2 separate regions of the Homo sapiens genome follow, and region 1 is linked to region 2. Evidence: chromatin loops called from intact Hi-C (ENCODE). Cell type or tissue: endothelial cell of umbilical vein. All regions are shown on one strand. Region 1 has its middle 48 kb from the start of LCORL. Region 2 overlaps LCORL (ligand dependent nuclear receptor corepressor like).

Region 1 (4,000 bases), 190 kb after region 2:
TCTATTGTATTTTTATACATAAAACTAATTAATCTTTGCTACATACATATGAAACAGATATTACTATCCTCACTTTTTAGATGAGGCAGCTCAGGCTGAAGAAGATTAATTATATGCCCAATGTTACAAAGAACATAACTCATGAAGCCTGGGTTCAAACCTAGGGTTCTCAAACTCTTAACTCCTGGGCTTTCTTCCTAGATTGATTCATTAGTTAAAAAAATATTTAATGAGAACTATGTGTCAGGTTCTGTTTTATGCACTAGGAATACAGCAGTGAACAAAACAGAAAAAAATACTCATGGCTTGTTACATTCTAGAGGAGGTGGCAGGAGAGACAGAAAAACAATAAATTAATAAGGAAAAAAATAGAACATGTTAGATAATGATGAGTGCTATGGAGAAAATAAAGCAGGAGGAAGACAGGGTGTTTTGGAAAGGGCATTGGTAGCATTGGTGTAATATTTTAAATAAGGTGGTTAAAGATGATGTCAATGAGAAAGTGAGATGAGATAACCTGGGGAATGAGCATCCTTAGCAGAGAGCACAGCAGGTGCAAAGGCCCTGAAGCTCATGGGTGCCTGATGTATTTGAGGACAAGCAAGGAAGCTATTGTGGGTGGAGTGGAATGATCAAGATGGAGAGTGTCAGATCAATTTCAGGCAGGTAAAGGGAAGGAAATAAGACAGAGCTTTGTAGGACATCGTAAGGGCTTTGGCTTTTACTCTGAATGAAATGAGAAGCTATTAGACAGTTTTGAGCAGAGGACTGAAGTGTTGTGATTTATGCTTTAAAATGATTCATATGATTTATGTGTACTGAACAGGCTTGTCTCAAAAGAGCAACTGTTTGTTTCTAATTCATCTTACATTTGAGATGCCTGACATCTTGAGGAGAAATACTGAGCAGGCAATAGGATATAGAGTCTGTAATCGAGAGGAGAGGTCTGAGTTGGAGATATAAATTTGGGAAAGCACATAGATAGTGTTTAATGTAATAAGTTTGGATGAAATCACTTAAGGAATGAGTGAAGATGGGGAAGAGGTCCAAAGATTGAGACCTCGGGCTCCAACATTAAGAAGAACCAGCAAAGGAGGCTGAGAAGGCTCACTCTGCAAAGCAGGAAGACAACCAGAAGAATGGGATGTCCCAGAAGCCAAGAGAAACAAGTACTGGAAGGATGAGGGAATTGTCAGTTGTGTGAAATGGTGCAGAACTGGCATGTGTGAAAGAGAGAGGAGAGAAGTATTTGGGGGATTATATTCCTTTGTTTTAGCTAAGAAGGTTTTCTTTCCTCCCAAAGTCTCTGTAAGTTCAGCCATGTGGTGATGTAAGGTGATGGGCTGGGTTGTGTGCTATGGTTGACTTGTTTTTGGTATGTGTAATCTCCCTGTTCCTACTCTGCCATGATTATTGATGATCCTGGCGAGCAACATTTCCACGGGGATGTGTGCATTTGCTATGTCTGGCTTGTAAACAGTAAATACAAATGCTGCTTTATCAATTTACAGTACAATTGCCCTATGGCCAAAAGCAAAGTTGGAAGTCTGCCTCTCACTGCCTTCAGGATAAAGGCCAAACTTGGGAGCATGCCATATCGGCTTTCAGAAGATGGCTTTACATCTTACCACCCTCTCACATCTCCACCTCCCCTACCTCCCTCCACCTCTCTTCCCTGCCACACACTCCTATGCTCCTTTCACCCTGGACTCTAGGGACATTGTGCTTGTGCCTCTTCATATATGCTATTCCTTAGGCTTGCCATGCCCAACTCTGCTTTTGTTCTCAGGAAAGTACCACTGATGTTCTGAAGTCCAGCTCATGTGAGATTCCACTGTGAAACCTTCCTGATCCCCAGGCTAGAGTACTTATTCTTTTCTCTGCTTCACCTTCTTTTATTGTATTTCCACTATAGTCTCTAATTACTCAACCCAACACTCATCTAGATGTTGCTGTGAATGTATTTTATAGATGGGATTAACATCTACCATCAGTTGAATCTAAGGGGAAACTGTTCCAAATAATTGGGGTGAGCCTGATCCAATAAATTAAAAGGCCTTAAAAACAGAACCCAGGTTTCCCTGACAAAGAAGAAACTCCGCCCGTGGACTGCAGCATCAGCTTCCGCAGGAGAGTTTCCAGCCTGTGCTTCCTGACATCCTGCCCTACAGATTTCAGATTTGCCTAGCCAGGTCATTGTGTGAAATTGTGTTAGCCATTTCCTTGCAATAAATCTCTCTCTGTCTCTGACTTTCTTTCTCCATACAACACACACACACACATACACACACACACGTGTACATATACATAGACACACAAATCCTACTAGCTCTATTTCTCTGGTGGAACCCTGATTGATACAGAGAGCAAATAAAAAAAGTGACTATAAAAGGAGACAAAAAGAAAGAAAGTAGCTGAGTAAACGGAGGGAAGAATATAGTATCGTAATAGAAAATATGTAGAAAGGCGGAAGAGTGGAAACATCAAAGGAATTGAAGGGTTAATTGTCATCCTTTAAGACTCTGCTTAGATGCTTCCTCATCTACACAATCTTCCCTTCTCTAGGTATTCTTATTCTCTCTTGCATCTTGTCACCTATCACAGCACAAGTATTATAACTTCATGTTGATACCTTTGTGATTCCTGTTTTGTGAGTTTAAGACCTCAGAGGATAAATTCATCTTTCTATCCCTAGCACCTAGCTTAGTGCTTGGCTTATAACAGGGGCAGAATAAAACATTGGATAATAAGTGAATGAGAGTTTGCAGCCTTAGGTGCTCACAGATGCCCAGCTCAGGCCAGCCCATGGACCAGAGAAGGTTTTCTGAAGGAAGCAGCCTGAGTACCATCAGAGGGAAACTCCAGTCAGCTGTTCTAGCTCCTTCCCTCCATGCATTCATTGGCACCTTCAGGACCACATGATTTGCTGGGTCTCCTTCCCAGTATGTTGTGATGCTACCAACATACTTCCAGTGCCCTTAAGAAATGGCACTCAGTTCCTCCTACTTGAGGCTGCTTCATGGAAAGATCCACAGGCCACTTAACACACTGTGGCAACTCTCATAAGGGCATCTGAGTTGAAGGGCTTGTGGATATTTCTGTCTTCATTAAAGACTTTCCCTGGGCTCCTTTTATCCTTTTTGTTGACACCAGAGTTTGGACCATCTCTGGAGCACATAGATGTGCTGGATGCTTGTCGTCTCTTTGCAAGATGAGATGCAAGAACACTTTCCTGCAGGAAGGAGAAAGCAGAGGGTCTTTTGGAGGCAAAGGACTCTCTAGCGATGCTCTGAGGCATTCCATGTAGTGACTTCCTCTTGCAGATGGATTTCCCCTTTGACAGCCTGAGAGTGTGTCTTACTTGCGGGGAACAAGCATAGAAAAGGAGATGCAAGTCTGCTTCGTTCTCCCATAGGAATCTACAGCTTTTGAGCCTATTTCGTTGTGTCTGCCTCTCATATCTTCTTTGTTGGAAGTGAAAGGAAAGAGGAACCTCATGACTATTTATTGAACAGATAACTGTTGAAAGAACTAAAATTGATAGTAAAGATGAAAATACAGTACAATTGGAGAAATGGCTGATACTAGGATTAGGGCAAGGAATAATACATAATGAGCCTGTGACGTTTTACAGTGTCAGGAAGTAAGGAAATTCTGAAAAACAAAACAAAACAAAAAAACCCGCATTGATGTGCATGTCAAAGGGGCACAGGAGCCAATTGAGAGAGCTGCCAATGGCCAAAGTGGGAAAAATTTGAGCAACAAGATAAATAAAATAGTACTGGATTATAGCTCAATGTACAAAATAAATATCCACGAGTCCACACTGATATACATACATTGTTGAATAACTTAAAAAAAGGTAGAGAAGAGACAAATCTCCCATGCAGAAGAATTTCAAATAAATCATGTAGATTCTCCATCCTAAAGGGGAGGAGCATAATCCTTCATTCCTTAAGTGTGGGCCAGACATAATATGTCCCAAAATGTAGAGACATTA
Region 2 (4,000 bases):
CTGCTTTTATTAGATCTACCAAATGCAAAAGGAGATAACATCTACATTATTAAAATAATATATTTTAAAGATGATTTCTATGTCTCTACTATATATATTTTTATTTGTGTGAAATCCTGGACATATTAAGAGGTGGGGAAGCGCACTGGTACATTTAGCAGCACCTAATTTCACGAGTTTCATACTAGGTGCCAAGAAATTAGGTTGTCCAAATATTTTGGAAACTAATTAAAACTGCATCAGCTGTTCCTTTTCTACCTGTTATACTTTACTCAAGGCACCTACAATGAAACTTTAAAATTAAGTAGAGAAGAACTTACCTAGGGATTTGGAAAAATAGTTTGCCATTTGTCCACTGTTGCAAGACTGTCGTTTATGTCTTTTTGTTGACATTTCTGTGATCTTCCATGGTGGTCTTTTTCTTTTGTTCAAATTGCTAAGAACTTCAAAACTATCAGGATTCTTGTCAAAGTTAACACATTTGCTTAATTTACTATTGCCAAGATGGTCAGCAAATTCATCAGCTGAAGGATTATTTGTGTTAGCATTTTCTATTTCTTTAGATTGCTTTTTAAAAGAATTTTGCCTAGCAGAATGAGATCTTAAAGTAAAGCGCTTTGATTCTTCCATATGAGTCTGATGAGTATTTCCACTGTCAGTAGATTCAGGAGAGTAAATGATTGTATTTAGCTTAAAAGTATTTCTGTGTTCAAGACAGTTGAGCTTCCTCAAAAATATTCTACAGTCTTTTAAGGTTTTTGACCTCCAACTATTAGGACATACATTTTCTAGTCTTGGTCCCTTTTGAAAGTCTTTTTGGCTGCAATTTGTTCCATTCTCTTTTGCTTCTGACTTAAATTTATTCTCAAAACTAGCATGTATTTTGAAGTCAGGCATTACTACCCTCTGCTGCAAGTCACCCCTGATCTCAGGTGGCAAAACACACTGATTATCTACTATGCTTTTTCCTTGGAGTGGGATGTCAGCATTTGTTTCTCCCTCAGTCTTATTTAAAAATTGGTTCTGGCAGAAAAATCTTAAGTTTCTCCTTTTAGAGTTCCAGTCAACTGTTCCATGGTTGTGCAGCTTTCCCTCTCTTTTCCACCTTTCATGATGCAACCTCTTAAACTCAGTCCTTTTTAATCTAGCTATTGCTAAATTACTTTTCACATTTAAGAGTGGAGAGTTAGCCACTTTATGCAGTATATGCAATTTCTCTGCTGATTTTGAAGGAGAAGAGAGTGCAAATTTTTTAAAGTGCTTTCTGAAGGGGCTGGCATTAAAGTCAGAATATTTGGTCCCTAATTTGATTCCCCTGGTATTTATTACTTCCAAAGGGTTTCGGGCATTTGCTTTTCTAACTAGTGAAAGAGACTGTGTTTCTGTTGTTTGCATAAACCAAGTACAGAGTTCATTCAAATCATACTTTTTCTGAAAAAGCATTTTTACAGGTGAAACTTCAAGTTCTAAAAGACAAGTTTCCAAAGGGCTTGCTACTTTGAAATGATCATTTTCAATGTGTTCTCTTTTTTTATGAATACAATTTTCAGCTTCATCTCCACTTACTTGCACCCAAGCATTTGTTATTTGCTCAAATCTATTGTTTAATTCCTCTAATAAGGAATCATTTGAAGCAGAAGTAGCCCACCACCTGAGCAAAGGGTTTGATGAAATTATAGGATCCAAGGATACTTCAGAAATAGGTACTAATTTATTATCTTCCAAACACTTTTTTGCATTCCGCGAAAGTCTGTTTCTTGGGGTATCTTTGTAAGCTATTTTCATCTTTGAGTGCCTATGTTTTTCCTTCTGACTTTTATTTTTCTGCAAATGCAGTTTATATGATTTATGGAGCAGAGCGTTTCTATAAATAAGTGAGCTAGAAGATGCTAATGAATGTAAGAAATGCAGAGATGGTTTTCTATCCCTAATAGAATGTCTCAAAGGTACAGTAGCAATCATACGTTTTGATCCATTTTTAAATATATCAGCTTCAGTGTGCCTTATTTTATCCATTTGAGTGCACTGTTGGTCATACTTTTCTTCAGGCAGATTTTTTCCTGACGTATTATCCTGTTCTAAAGGAGGCAAGCAGCTGCTAATACTTACTTCTCTTTCCTGAGGTGAAGTTCTATTAATAGTCACAGATATGCCAGAGATTTTCACTTTTGCCGGTCTACCAGGCTTCCTACTTATTGCCAAAGGCTTCTGATTTGGTCGAATAATGTTCTTGGAAGGCTGAGGTATCACAGATTTGTTCTTGATGGGTCTCACATATTCAAAGCCAGACCCCAAGATCTCACTTTCAGTAGTCAAGCTTGCTACAGCACTTATTCTTTCACCCAAGTCAATTTTGTCTTCACTAATATTTCTGGGACTATTATATTCAGTTGGAAAATCACCAGCATTATTGTTTAAAGACATAAGGTTGCTTATGTTTACCCTTCCTTCAGAAACATGCCTTTTAGTTCTTCTTGACCTTCCGTAAATAACAGTTACTGTAATACTCTTTTTATAAATACCTTCTTTTACTTCTGATATGAGACATTCTGGGCTTTTCCTTCCAGCACTAAAGGGCTCATTCTGGCAAACAGTGATGTTTGTTTGATCAATTTTAGGCTTTGGTGGTCTTCCAATTGGTCGCTTAATCTGTTTCACAACTTGGGGACCTATTTTTTTTGGTCTACCTGGTTTTCTTTTAAAAGATGGATCAGTAGCACTGCTTGAATTGTCCTTAGGTTCTTCTTGTGGCTTATCACTATTTATATCACCTATAAACATTGTAGAGGATCCTGCAGTTTCTTTTGCATGACTGAATTTGTTTAGTTCTCTTTGAAAAGTATCAGTATCATAATGACTGGAGTGATAATTTTCAGAGTTCGCATTTGAGATATCCTCATTTGTTTCTGTTTTTTCTTCAGTTACGTGATGGGTTGTAGGTTTTTCAGAAGGGAGAACAACATTTGAATGGGAAGTGCCAACTGAAGTTAAAGTATATTTGACCCCTTCACTACTTTTAACCTCAGATAAAAACATGAGTTTGATAGGACTAGAATAGTTGGAAACAGATGAACTTTCAGTACCTTCATATTTTGCTGGTACATTTTCAACACTGGAAATCAAGCGACCCATATCTAAAATAGATGACTTTTTCAGATTTTCAAGTCTTTTGTTATTCAAATCCACTGTAGGCATGCAGTGACTATTGATAATATTGCCGGATGCTACCACAGATTTTGATAAGCTCTGTTCTTTGCATGTCATTCTATTTAGAGTAAGAGTCATATTTCTGTCAGCATGTTGGTCTTTACCATCAATTTCTATCAATTTCTTGGATGCTTTATATCCTTCTGATAATGGCTGATTATTCCAGGATTTTTTGGCTATACTTATTGTATCTTCCAAACGCTTCACAACCACTTGTAAATTAGAATTCATTGCAATTTTGTTTAGGTCTATATTGTGTGAGCTTTCAATGTGAATATTTTTCACTGGATCGTTTTTTGTTGTGGATTCGGATACTTTTTTGGCTTTAGGGGATTTTTTAAAAACATAATTATTTGTTACATATACAGAATACCACCCTGGAGGCACAATATTTCGTTTAGTTCTGCTCAAAAGTCCAGAAACATCATTTCTCAAAAGAGTTTGAGTATTACCTAACTTTGGATTTTTCCTATCATTTTGCAAAAATTGTTTTCCATCTGCAGATTTCTCCTGTGGCTTTCTTATGCTCATTTTCTCAGGGGAAGTTGTTTTAAAGCTTTCTGAAAATTCATTAAAAGACAAGTTAGTTTCTGAACTATGAAGAGGTAGTTGCAGTGACTGTAATGCATAATTTGGTGAAAATGATGTTTCAGCATGATTTTTACCTTGAAGTCTTTTAGAATTTTGTAAAGAAGGCCCTTGGTCATGATAGAATTCTCCTTTGTCTGATGAAGATATCTCATTGTTTTGTGTCAATTTCCTTGAACTTTTTTCGGTGTATTTTTTTCTTGTA

Evidence for each region. Peaks named below come from ENCODE experiments on the same cell type or tissue, not always from the same donor. Only the 100,000 strongest peaks of a DNase experiment are listed, where the experiment ranks them.
Region 1: it touches region 2 in a loop (24-fold over the local background); 1 of 110 quality-filtered maps calls a loop at or near these places.

What each region holds. Positions count from the first base shown.
Region 1 is chr4:18,067,833-18,071,832 of GRCh38, forward strand. No RefSeq gene overlaps it. Among named protein-coding and RNA genes, the nearest start is that of LCORL, 48 kb to the left of the region's middle. In endothelial cell of umbilical vein, no CTCF peak of the experiment used is centred here; a DNase peak (open chromatin) is centred at 2,189.
Region 2 is chr4:17,873,068-17,877,067 of GRCh38, forward strand. LCORL (ligand dependent nuclear receptor corepressor like) reads right to left here. Exons shown (of 8, transcript NM_001394446.1): 7 at 321-4,000. Among named protein-coding and RNA genes, the nearest start is that of NCAPG, 64 kb to the left of the region's middle. In endothelial cell of umbilical vein, no CTCF peak of the experiment used is centred here; no DNase peak of the experiment used is centred here.